Regions from separate parts of the Homo sapiens genome. Here region 1 is linked to region 2. The links are chromatin contacts, found by Hi-C or POLR2A ChIA-PET in ENCODE. All regions are on one chromosome and are shown on one strand. Each heading gives the region's core, a stretch centred on a gene start or an enhancer-like site at or near the end of the contact. The rest is flanking DNA. Distances are from core to core; before and after follow the strand shown. Region 1 holds the start of COMMD7 (COMM domain containing 7). Region 2 holds the start of TM9SF4 (transmembrane 9 superfamily member 4).

Region 1 (6,082 bases), core at 2,518-5,017, 630 kb after region 2:
CCACTTGCCACATAAGCGCTTGAAAAGGGCTAATCTGACCAGGGGTGGTGGCTCACTCCTGTAATCCCAGCACTTTGGGGGGCCAAGGTGGGTGGATCACTTGAGGTCAGGAGTTCGAGACTACCCTGACCAACATGGCGAAAGCCCATCTCTACTAAAAATACAAGAAAAAATTAGATGGGCATGGTGGTGAACACCTGTAATCTCAGCTACTTGAGTGGCTGCAGCATGAGACTCACTTGAACCCTGTAGGCGGAGGTTTCAGTGAGCCGAGATCACATCCCCGCACTCTAGCCTGGGCAACAAAGCGAGACTGTCTTTAAAAAGAAAAGGGCTGGCCGGATGCGGTGGCTCACACCTGTAATCCCAAAACTTTGGGAGGCCGAGGTGGGCAGATCATGAAGTCAGGAGATCGAGACCATCCTGGCTAACACGGTGAAACCCCATCTCTATTAAAAATATAAAAAATCAGCCGGGCATGGTCGCAGGCAGCTGTAGTCCCAGCTACTTGGGAGGCTGAGGCAGGAAAATGGCGTGAACCCGGGAGGCGGAGCTTGCAGTGAGCCGAGATCACGCCACTGCACTCCAGCCTGGGCAACAGGGCCAGACACTGTCTCAAAAAAAAAAAGAAAAGGGCTAAACTACTTTAAGATGTGCCGTAAGTGTAAAACACCAGATTTAGAAAACTTTGTACCAAAAAGTAAAATGTCATTGATATTTGTATATGGGTAAGATATTGAAAAATATTTTGATATTGTGGATTTAAGCATGCATGGCATTTTGATCAATGATGGACCATATATAAAATGATGGTCCCATAACATTATAATGGAGGTAAAAGATCCCCTGTTACCTAGTGATTGTCACAGAAATCCGCGCCCAGCCATGTTTGTGTTTTAAGCTATGTGTTACTACAAAAGTGCCAAAAAGTTTAACAAAACCAGCCTGGGCAACATGGCAAAACTCTGTCTTTACAAAAAATACAAAAATTAGCCAGGTATGGTGGCGCGTGCCTATAGTCCCAGCTATTTGGGAGGCTGAGGTGGAAGGATTGCTTGAACCCAGGAGATCAAGGCTACAGTGAGCAATGGGTGACAGAGCGAGACCCTGCCTCAAAAAAAAAAAAAAAAGGTAAGCATTCATGAAGTAAAAAGTTACAGTTGGCAGGGTGCATGGCTTACGCCTGTAATCCCAGCACTTTGGGAGGTTGAGGCAGGCAGATCACTTGAGGTCAGGAGTTCGTGACCAGCCTGGCCAACATGGTGAAACGCTGTCTCTACTAAAAATACAAAAATTAGCCAGGCATGGTGGTGCACGCCTGTAGTCCCAGCTACTTGGGAGCCTGAGGCAAAAGAATCACTTGAGCCCAGGAGGTGAAGTTTGCAGTGAGCCAAGATCACGCCACTGCACTCCAGCCTGGGTGACAGAGGAAGACTCCGTCTAAAACAAACAAACAAACAAAAAAAAACTGACAGTAGGCTAAGGTCAACTTATCAAAAACAGAAAAAAAAAAATTTTTTTTTAGGGATGGGGGTCTCACTATGCTGCCCAGGCTGGAGTGCAATGGCTATTCACAGGTGGAATCACCATGCACTACAGCCTTGAAATCCTGGGCTCAAGTGATCCTCCTGTCTCAGCCTCCCAAGTAGCTGGGACTACTGTGGTAGCTGTGCCACCGTACCCAACTAGAAAGTTGTTTTTTTTTTTTTGAGATGAAGTCTCACTCTATTGCCCAGGCTGGAATGCAGTGGTGCAATCGCAGCTTACTGCAACCTCCACCTCTCAGGTTCAGGCGATTCTCCTGCCTTAGCCTCCAGAGTAGCCGGGACTACAAGTGCCCGCCACTACACCCAGCTAATTTTTGTATTTTTAGTAGAGACAGGGTTTCATCATGTTGGCCAGGATGGTCTCGATCTCCTGACCTTGTGATCCGCCCACCTTGGCCTCCCAAAGTCCTAGGGTAGGTGTGAGCCACCGTGCCCGGCCTATTTTTTATCTTTTATACTGTATTTGTACTGTACCTTTTCTATTTAGATTTGTCTAAACACACAAATATTTACCATTATAGTCCAGTTGCCTATGGTATTCAGTACAGTCACATGCTGTATAGGTTTGTAGCCTAGGAGCAATGCGCTATACCATATATCCTAGGGTGCAGTAGGTTTGTGTAAATAAACTCTAGGATGCTTGCATAAGATAAACTCAGGGCTGGGCACAGTGGCTCACGCCTGTAATCCCAACACTCTGGGAGGCTGAGGTGGGCAGATCACCTGAGGTCAGGTGTTCAAGACCAGCCTGGCCAACATGGTCAAACCCCATCTCTACTAAAAATACAAAAATTAGCTGGGCATGGTGGCGTGTGCCTGTAGTCCCAGTTACTCGGGAGACTGAGACAGAGAACTGGTTGAACCTGGGAGGCGGAGGTTGCAGTGACCCGAGATCGCGCCACTGCACTCCAGCCTGGGTGACAGAATGAGACTACGTCTCAAAAAAAAAAAATTAATTTCCATTTCTATTTAATTTTTAAATGTGGCTACTACAAAATGCAAAGTTAGAAATGTGGCTTGCAAATTTTTCTATTGCATAGCTCAAGCTTAGAACCTTCCTGTCGTTACAAGTTCTAAGTTTGGTTTTTATCTCGCAAGCAGCACTACTGTGTGGGAAGTTGTGGGGGGTATGGAGATGAAAGAAGAGGGGCGCTACCTCCTGGGAAGTGACAACCTAGCGGGGGAAATAGATGTATCTTCCCAGTGGGGGTGAGAAGTGTCATTCTCACCTATTTCAGCAGCCTTGGTGGTATGAAAAGGCATCCCAACCAGCACAGAAGCAGGATGCCTCCAAGACTGCCTTGGTTGGCACCTGCAGCCTGAAGGGGGAGAAAAAGGCTTTGCTAGCTCCCCTACCATCGAGGATGAAGACCCCCACTGTACACAGTGTATAAGGTTTCTTTCCATGTGAATCCCAGTGACTCTCCTTAACTGGGTGGAGGTGGAAGGTGTCATCAGCCTTGTCCCAGATCGAGCCCCTCAGGCCCACAGAGCCCCAGTGGGGCCTGGCTATTACTGACACTCATGTCACACTGAGATGTAAGACGGCAGCCCAGGCCAAGCTTCCCCGGGCCCCCTCAGATTCTCGGGCCCTCCCACTCCCCTCAGGCTTCCTCGGCCTCCCTGCCAAACATCTATCTCCCTTTGGACCCCACTGCTCCCCAAAACTCCCCACGCCCTTAGTCTGTTCCTTCAGTTCCCCAAACTCCTTCAGCCTCATCTAGACTCCCCTCCGTCCCTCTTCTAGGACCCCAAAAGCTCTCCTCGGCCCCAGGACCCCGCAGAGGTCCCGTAGTCCCATCTCTGAGACCCCACAAAGCCTTTCGGACCCCTCAGGTGGCCCTTAGGCCTCCGGAGATCCCTTGGCTCCCCACACTCTCCTCAGACCCCAGCTCACCTTAGCCTCGCCCCGAACCCACCTCACACACCCCAAACGCCCACAAGACGCCGCTCTGTCTAGTCTCTCCCAACTCCCGCGCACCCCCGGACGTCCCCCCCACCCCAGGCCCGGATCCTGGAATCACCTGGGCCCCGCGCCCCACGCCCCGCCGCCGGGCCCACCTGCGCGCCCAGCTGGTTCAGCTGCTGCATGTCGCCGCCCACGGCCTCCGGCACCGGGTCCTCAGTGCAGTGCAGGCGGCCCATGGCGCGCGCCCCAGCCCCGCAGGTTCCACCGCCGCCGCCGCCCTGCTCAGCTTCCTCCTCCGCTGCCGCTGCCACCGCTGCCGGCCTCTCCGCGCATCCACAACCGCACTTTCGCCACGGCCGTCGCAGCGCACTCCTCCCCCGGCCGCCCTGGGCTGTCCGGAGCCGGGGAGCCCTCGCAGGGCCGCGGACACGCGCGGCCGCCGGGCTCCGGGGAGGGGCAGGGGCGGCGCCGGCACCGGCAGACGCGAGGTTTCCTGCCAGCTCTCCCGCTGAGTGACCTTTGGGTACGGCGCTTGGCCTCTCTGAACCTCAGTTTCACCATCTGAGAAAATGATGGCTGGGGTAGCTCCTTAAATGAGTTAAGCCTCCAGAAATGTTTAACGCAGAGACCGGCACACAAGAGGTCTTCAATCAATGGCTAGCTGCTATTATCATCATCACTGTTACTATGCACTCCAGAGATATTTATGGCAGCCTACTCGATGCCAGACACTGGGGACAGGGAAGGGAACAAAGCAGGCCAGAGTGTCTCTCGGAGAGCTGACATCAGAGTAGAGACTAGGTCTCAACCTTGGAAGGGCATCAGCATCACCCCAGCATCACCTGGTATTGCCGGGCCCCGCCCCCAGAGGATCTGATTCGAAAGGCCAGGGTGGAGCCTGAGAATTTGCATTTCCAATAAGCACCCAGGGACTACACTTTGAGACCTTCTGGAGTGGAAGAAACTGACTTACCAAAGTTTCCTCAAAATAGTGCGAGGGCTTTGACTGTGCGGGGCAGGGAGGGTGGTGGTGAGGTGGGTGAGGGGAGGTTACTGAGACCGTGATCATCACTGCAGCCCCTCAAACACTCTAACCCCCATGCCCTCTCTTCCCAGGGGCTCCTCACAGTTCCCAGGTGAATATTACCCTAATCCCCACTGGAAACATGAGAAAATAGAGACATGCTACCCAGAATCTAGGAACTGAACGCCAAGCCTAAGGGCTTCACCTAGCCCCTAAGTCCAGCCTTGAGGGTAAAGAGGTAATGCCGAGAAACCTGGAGCAGGGAAATGTGGGGGGTTTGGCTGGCCTTCCTCACCAGCCCTCCTCCTCTCCTCTACCCTTTCCTGAAAATCCCTTCTGTAAAAGTATAAACAAAATGTCTTCTACCCGGCCCGGCGCGGTGGCTCACTCCTGTAATCCCAGCACTTTGGGAGGCTGAGGCGGGCGGATCACTTGAGGTCAGGAGTTTGAGACCAGCCTCAACATGGAGAAACTCCGTCTCTACTAAAAATACAAAATTAGCCGGGCGTAGTGGTGCATGTCTGTAATCTCAGCTACTCGGGAGGCTGAGGCAGGAGAATTCCCTGAACCCGGGAGGCATAGGTTGCGGTAAGCCGAGATCGCGCCATTGCACTCCAGCCTGGGCAACAAGAGCGAAACTCCGTCTCAAAGAAAAAACAAAAAAGTCTTCTACCCAAAGGCCAAGCCCATCCCCTTCAGTCATTATATCATTCATACATTCATTCAACAAATATTGAGTGGCACATGCCTGTGGTCCCAGCTACTCGGAGGCTGAGGCAAGAGGATCACTTGAGATCTTGAGATCGAGACTGCAGTGAACCCAGATGGCGCCACTGCACTCCAGCCTGGGCGACAGAGCAAGACCACATCTCCATAAAAAAAAAAGAAGGTCTGCTGTGAGGCAGATACCATGACATGATAGGGGGTGGGGATTCCACAGTGACACAACCAGATGAACCAGATGCAGTGCCTGGCCTCTGAGAAGTCAGAATTGACCCAGGGGGCAGACGCAAGTGTGTGTGAAAGTATTAAGGGATGCCAAAAAGTAGGAGGTGCTTTGAGAATGTGTACAGGACACAGTCCGAGTTTGGAGTACCTGGAAGAGAATAAACCTTCGGGTGACAAACAGACAGGAACTCAGAGGCCCTACTCACCGTGCAAGAATTTTTTTTTTTTTTTTTTTTGAGACAGATTCTGGCTCTGTCACCCAGGCTGGAGTGCAGTGGCACAATCTCGGCTCACTGCAATTTCTGCTTCCCGGGTTCTAGTGATTCTCCAGCCTCAGCCTCCCGAATAGCTGGGAATGCAGGTGGCCACCACCAAACCCAGCTAACTTTTGTCTTTTTTTTTTTTTTTTGGAAACGGAGTTTTGCTCTTTTTGTCCAGGCTGGAGTGCAATGGCGAGATCTCGGCTCACTGCAACCTCCGCCTCCCGGGTTCAAGTGATTCTCCTGTCTCAGCCTCCCAAGTAGCTGGGATTACAGGCATGTGCCACCACCCCGGCTAATTTTGTACTTTTAGTAGAGACGGGTTTCTCCATGTTGGTCAGGCTGGTCTTGAACTCCCCACCTCAGGTGATCCGCCTGCCTCGGCCTCCCAAAG
Region 2 (6,933 bases), core at 2,444-4,943:
CCACTGCGCTCCAGCCTGGGCGACAGAGTGAAACTCTGTCTCAAAAAGAAAATTCAAAAATAAATAAATAGGCCGGGAGTGGTGGCTCACGCCCGTAATCCCAGCACTTCGGGAAGCCGAAGCGGGTGGATCACCTGAGGTCAACAGTTGCAGACCAGCCTGGCCAACATGGTGAAACCCCGTCTCTACTAAAAACACAAAAATTAGCCTGGCTTGGTGGCGGGCACCTGTAATCCCAGCTACTCGGGAGACTGAGACAGGAGAATCGCTTGAACCTGGAAGGCGGAGGTTGCTGTGAGCCAAGATCATGCCACTGCACTCCAGCCTGGACAACAAAAAGCAAAACTCCATCTCAAATAAATAATAAATAGATAAATAAACCTTTTAAAAAGTTATATATAATATTATATATATTTTATATTTATAAATATATAGTTATATACTTATATTAAACATAGATTATAGTTTACAGCTGCTGTGTTTCTATATCTTAGCTATTATGAATAGTGCTGCAATAAATACGGGGGTGCAGACATTGATTTCATTTCCTTTTGGATATATACTCAGAAGTGGGATTGCTGCATTATATGGTAGTTCCATTTTTAATTTTAATTTTGATGAACATTCATACTGTTTTCCATAGTGACCGTACCAATTTATGCAAGAGTTCCCTTTTCTCCACATCCTTGCCAATACTTATTATGTGTCGTTTTGATAATAATGGTTCTAAGAGGTGTGAAATGATTGCTCATTGTGGTTTCGATTTACATTTCCCTGATGATTAAGGATGTTGAGCACCTTTCCATTTACCTGCTGGCCATTTGTCTGTTTCCTGAGAAATGTCTGCTTAGATCTCTTGCCCATTTTTAAACCAGGTTATTTGGGATTTTTTGCTATTGAGTTATTTAAGCTCCTTATATATTTTGGATATTAACCCCTTATCAGATCGTTTTTGATTTGTAAATATTTTCCTCAGCTCTGGAGGTCACCTTTTTACTCTGTTGTTTCTTTTGCTGTGCAGAGCTTTTTAGTTTGATGCAATCCCACCTGTCTATTTTTGCTTTCGTTTCCTGTGCTTTTGGTGTCATATCCAAAAAATCATTGCCCAAGCCAATGTCAAGTTTTCCCTATGTCTTCATCTAGTAGCTTTACAGTTTCTGGCCCTATAAGTCTTTAATCCATTTTGAATTGATTTTGTATATAGTGTGAGATAAAGGTCCAATTTCATTCTTTTGCATGTGGATATTCATTTTTAGGGATGACGAAAATGTTCTGGAGACGGATGACGGTAATGATTGACAACTTTGTGAATGTAGTTGATTTCACTGATTTGTGCACTTAAAAATGATTAAAATAGTCAATATTTAGTTATGCATATTTTACAACAATGAAAAATATTTAGGCCGGGTCCAGTGGCTCACACCTGTAATCCCAGCCCTTTGGGAGGCCAAGGCAGGCAGATCACTCGAGGTCAGGAGTTCTAGACCAACCTGGCCAACATGGCGAAACCCCATCTCTACTAAAAATACAAAAACTCAGCCGGGCTTGGTGGCATGCACCTGTAATCCCAGCTACTCAGGAGGCTGAGGCAAGATAATTGTTCGAATCCGGGAGTCAGAGGTTACAGTGAACTGAGATTGCGCCACTGCACTCCAGCCTCGGCAACAGAGTGAGACTCCATCTCAAAAAAAATTTTTTTCAGAAAAAAAAGAGAAACTTGCCCATGTTATGGAGCTAATGAGTGGTGGAAATGCGTTCTGAACCCAGGCAGTCTAGTTCTAGGATTCTGGCATATGTCACCAAAAGAGATTGGGATATGAAAGGCCTTTAGGGAAAAATACAAAGCATGAGAAAAAAAATGGAAATACTAAAAAATAATAGGCCATTTATGGAGCTTTGCTCCTTATCAGTTATCTTTCTTCAGGCAGCTAGAAATGGTGGGAAACACTCAGGATCGAAGCTCTAGGAAAACTGGTTCCAAGTCTGGAAACTATGAGACTGCAGCAAATTCCCCCTAGTCTCTCAAGCTTCCTCCTCCTTGGGGTTAATAGCCAATCTGCCAATCTTCAGGATGGTTGTGCAGGTCACAAGAGTTAATGGGTGTGTGTTTCAATGATCTATTACTGAAATGATCTATAATAAACCACCCCACTCTAAAGCTGGGCTTAGCTGGGCAGTTCTTTTGGTCCACATGGTGTTCATGAGGTTATTCATGTAGCTGCATTCAGCTAGTAGCTCAGTGGGGGTTGGAATGTCCAAGATGACTTCAGTTACATATTATAGTGCTTAGCTGTAGTTTCTAGAATGTCTTGAGGAGTTGGCTGGGCCTCCCTCTCTCTCCAGGTGCCTTTCCAGCAGAGTAGCTACACTTCTTTATAACCAAGAAGGTAGAATCAGACGTTTTCAATCCTCTTAAGGCCTAGGCTCAGTACTGGCAGAATCACTTGTAGCACATCCTATTGGTCAAAGCAACCAACATGACCAGCCAGATTCAACAGGAGGTAAAACAGAGTCTATCTCTTGAGGAGAGAAACCGTATGCTCATCATGCAAGGACGGACAGAACTACGTGGCAGCCATCTTTGCAGAAAATCCACCACAGTGGTGCCCATAGGTGGGGATCAGAGTTCAACTGTCCCTTGCCCCCTAGAATTAGATAAAAAGAGTCTAATGAACTGTTAGCATAATGCTAAGTGCTGCAGCACACAAAATGCTCGGCAAGTGCTGATGATTATTATTAATCATTATTATTCTTTTAATAGCTTTTTTAAAACAGTCTAAGATAGCACTGGTACTGTATTCAGTTTAAAGTGATATACATGGGTCAAATGAACTTTGAGTTCTTTCCCAACCTTAATACCATGATTCTTTGAGTCTCTTTTTCACAGATTTGGAAACTGAGGCTTAGGAAGATTGCGTGACTTGTCTGGAGTCACACACTAAGCTAGTGCATGACGTCCACATTCAGAGATATCTCCCTCCACTGAATATGCTGGTTTTCACTCGTTCATTTAAAAAATAATGTATTGGGCATCTACCACAAGCCCAAAGGAGTATACATAAACATATACTGACAATTATTTATTGAATACATCCTATGTAATACTGTGTCACTGAATCCTCATCACAAGCCTATGATGAACCAACCCCCTTCCCATTTCACAGATGGGAATGAGGAAGAGCAAGGTAAAAAACGAACAAACAAAAAAACAGGGTCCACCCTCATGGGGATTACAGTCTACTAAAGAGGATATAGGATAGTCAAACAAATACTTAAAATCAAACAAATACTTAAATATATAATTACAAATTATTCTTGGAGTCGTACTGCTCTTGGAGCCCCAGTGCCCACCCTTTCCCTCAAATCAAGGTCTCAGGTAACCCTGGCAATGGGTCTTCCTGCCAGTAGTAAAGATGGCGCTGAGAGCACGAGCGCACTTTCGCACACCCCCATTACCCACAATGCAGCGGGAATAAGGGAGGCTCAGTTTCTGCCAGGAGCTAATATGGCTTCCTTAGTTACACCGTTCTCTCTCTTCACCTAATCAGCGACCTTACTTTCCCAGACCAGACTGTCGAGCAGGAGCTAAGACTCCTTTTCCCCTCTGCTGACCGCCACTACAGGAGCGGTTGAAGCCAGACGACCACCTTGTGGAGTTAAACTCCGTAACCAGGGAGCACCACTTCCGCTGACGTCATTACGGCGACACGTGGATCCAAGATGGCGACGGCGATGGTGAGTGAAGGAGACTCCGGGAGCGGGAGCTGGAGCGGGGCCCTCCGGGGTATCCCAGGATCTTCCAGCACCCCATGCCTGGCCCTGAGCCACCTCCGGGACCCCTGACTCAGGCCTGAGGGCTACCTCTGACTGGGCTTGTCTTCCCCGAAATCCACCTCCCTGGCCCTGCCCCTGCACTCAGGCTTGTGAAGGCCCCGAGTTTTGGGGGAGGCGCCGTTTCGGAGGAAGACCTCGGCTGCTGCCTTCGCCGGTTCCCATTCTACTTTTGGTCTCCGCCCACTGTGAGCCCCATTTTCCATTTCTCACCTCCCTGTCCTGACCCCTCTGAAGACCCCCTCCCGTTATTCTCATCCTTGCTCCTCCCCGTCACGTCCAGACCCTGCTCTCCCCGCCTCCCCACCATCATAACCAGTCCGCAGATGTGACCTCTCCTCTGACCACCCTCCCAGCCCAAGCGCTGCCTCAGATCCTTTTCAGAGCCCTGTCCTCACTTACACTCATAGCTGTCCCCATCGCGCACCCCCTTGACTGCCGCTACCCCAGAGCTTGCCTTCACCTACCCCACCCCCATCTTTCATCCCTAGAGGCTTCCCTGCCCTTCCTGTCTTCTCTCAGTCAACTCCCTGCCCCTCTCTTAGGGACCTTTTACCCTGTTGGTTCTCAAACTTTACTGTGCATAAGAATCTCGAGGTGTGTAGGGGGAGGCATGCTAAAAATGCAGTTTCCTGAGCAGCCCCACTCCCAGAGATTCTAATTCCATAGGGCTAGGTGATGCCCAGGAATCTGCCCTTTTATAAGCACTCTAGTGATTATATAGTGGAGGTGGTCTGTGAACTACGTTTTGAAAAACACTAATAGCCCCACCTCACTGCTCTCCTTCCCATTCCCCAACATGGCCACACAGCTCGTTAGGGATGAAGGCTCTTTATTATGAAGCTATATGTTGGGATGAAGTCTGTGTGTGGATGAGGGTGGAGGTAAAATAGCCATGCTTGGAAGTTGGGTCAGAGCTTGCGGGCTCCTGGTGCAGAACCTTGGAAGTAAATCTTTGAAGGACTGGCCCTTTTTCTAAAAGTTTAGTTCAAATTCTGCTTGTCAAGAGACCAGAACTAAAATTGAAGTCACTTAGTCCAGAATGATTTCCTGGGTCTTCCTGCATACTGCCTCCTCAGCAGATAATTTCGTCCGGGGAGTGAATGACAAGGAAGACTCAGAGAAAAGGAAATGACATTTGACTTTAGCAAAGGAAGATTCTGGCTTAAATAATTTGGTGTTGGTTTTCTCCAAACAGGGATATATTATTGACTGGTAGCAATTTTCCCTCCTTCTCTTAGCTGACTGAGAACTTACCTTTGTTTAATGAGGGATTCCTTATTTAGAACTTCAGAGGTCAGGTAAAAAGATTTCATGGCCTTACCTGGTTTCTGTGGTTTCAGACTTCAGGCTGAACCACGAGTGGGGCAAATCCTCAAAGTAGTATGTTGAAACCTACATATATGTATATATATTCTGGTACCACATTCAGAACAGAGATAGTGTAAGAACTTAAAAGGAAATCACACCCTCTCTTGCTATAAGGAAAACATTGAGTAAAGTGGTATTTACGGCACTGCACTGGGAAATCCCTGCCTTGTTCAGAGATTTTTAAGAGGTTATAAGCTAGCAATACATATATGTGGTACACATCTATTTAGTCAACAAATATTTGAGTACCAATTCTGTTCCAGGAACTAGGGATGTAGTTGTGAATTACAGGGTCAAGGTCCCTACACTTGTGGAGCCTTTCTGGTTTGAGGAGACAGGCAGTGAACAAGTAAATACGTGAACAAAATAATGTCACCAGTAGATGCTGTGAGGACAGCAAAATGAAGTGATAGTGATTAGGGGTGACTGGGTGACACAACTACTTTGGATTGAGTGGTCAGAAAGAAGTCTTCTCAGAGGAGGTGACTTGAGTTAAAACATAATTAACAAGAAGGAACCAGCCATGCAAAGAATGTTCCAAGCAAAGGAAATGGCAAGTGTAAGGGGCCGATGTGGAAGGGAGCTTGGTGTTTTTGAGGAACACACAGAAGGCTGGAGGGGCCGAAGCATGATGAGGGTTGGGGTAGGAGAGAATGATACAAGATGAAACTGGAGGGAAGCAAGAGCAACTGTTTTGAGAAGCATGCCTGGAAATGGGAAGGACTGCGGTCTACATTTTGTTGTCTGTGGATTGCATTTTGAAATAGTGTTGTATTAGGCTGCTTCCCCTTCCCATCCCCTTCAGGACAGTACTTGAAGGGAGCCAGCTTGTTCTCAGTTGGCACAGAGGCTGTGGAAAGGAGTTTGGATTTTAGTCTAAGCACAGTGGAAGGGACAGTGATTTTTGCCCAGCACAGTGACTCACACCTGTAATCCCAGCACTCTGGGAGACCAAAGCTGGGAGATCGCTTGAGCTCAGGAGTTTGAGACCAGCTTGGACAACATGGCAAACCCCTCTACAAAAAAAATACAAAAAGAAAAAATTAGCTGGGCTTGGTGGTGTGCACCTGTAGTACCAGCTACTTGCGGGGCTGAGGTGGGAGGATCACTTGAACCTCAGTGAGCCCTGATCACTGCACTGCACTCCAGCTTTGGCAACAGAGCGAGACCCTGTCTTAAGAAACAACAACAGGCCGGGAGCAGTGGCTCATGCCTGTAATCTCAGAATTTTGGGAGGCTGAAGCAGGCAAATCACTTGAGGCCAGGAGTTCAACACCAGCCTGGCCAACATGGCGAAACCCTGTCTTCTAAAAATACAAAAATTAGCAGGGTGTGGTGGCACACACCTGTAATCCCAGCTACTCGGGAGGCTGAGGCACAAGAATCGCTTGAACCCGGGAGGCGGAGGCTACAGTGAGCCAAGATCGTGTCACTGCACTGCAGCCTGGGTGACAGAGTGAGACCCTATCTCAAAAAAAAAAAAAAAACAAAAAACAAAACACACCACCACCAACAAAACCCTGCAAGTACGGTGATTTAGTGTTTGTTGTGCCACCTGGGAGTGTTGTACTGAAAACAGTAACTGATTTAAAGAAACTGAGTATGTAACATATGCAGTGACCCACAGAGGCCAGTTTAAAGGGTGCATATGGAGAAACTTCATATCTGGTGCAATAGTGAAAAGGTGTGGAAGCAAATTTATTACAGGGGTATGTGATGAAGGGGCAAAGT

What was found. Hi-C counts contacts between places; a loop is a spot of excess contacts on that map. ChIA-PET counts read pairs that join two places held with the same protein, here RNA polymerase II (POLR2A). Pooled maps may share reads with other maps.
Region 1: a map with no recorded cell type shows a loop between it and region 2 (3-fold over the local background). The contact joins the promoter of COMMD7 here to the promoter of TM9SF4 in region 2. A Hi-C loop is called at or near these places in 1 of 37 single-sample maps with no recorded cell type and 4 of 50 pooled maps. POLR2A ChIA-PET finds 5 or more read pairs at or near these places in 2 of 52 experiments (BJ and CD4-positive, alpha-beta memory T cell).

The regions. Positions count from the first base shown.
Region 1 is chr20:32,739,700-32,745,781 of GRCh38, forward strand. COMMD7 (COMM domain containing 7) reads right to left here and starts at 3,768. Exons shown (of 9, transcript NM_053041.3): 1 at 3,609-3,768. The coding sequence starts at 3,692. RefSeq lists enhancers at 1,433-1,934, 2,604-3,431, 4,319-5,263 and silencers at 2,385-2,559, 3,544-3,613, 3,794-4,023.
Region 2 is chr20:32,106,021-32,112,953 of GRCh38, forward strand. It overlaps TM9SF4 (transmembrane 9 superfamily member 4), which reads left to right and starts at 3,694. Exons shown (of 18, transcript NM_014742.4): 1 at 3,694-3,735. The coding sequence starts at 3,721. RefSeq lists enhancers at 3,011-4,210, 3,213-3,957, 3,615-3,794, 3,958-4,700.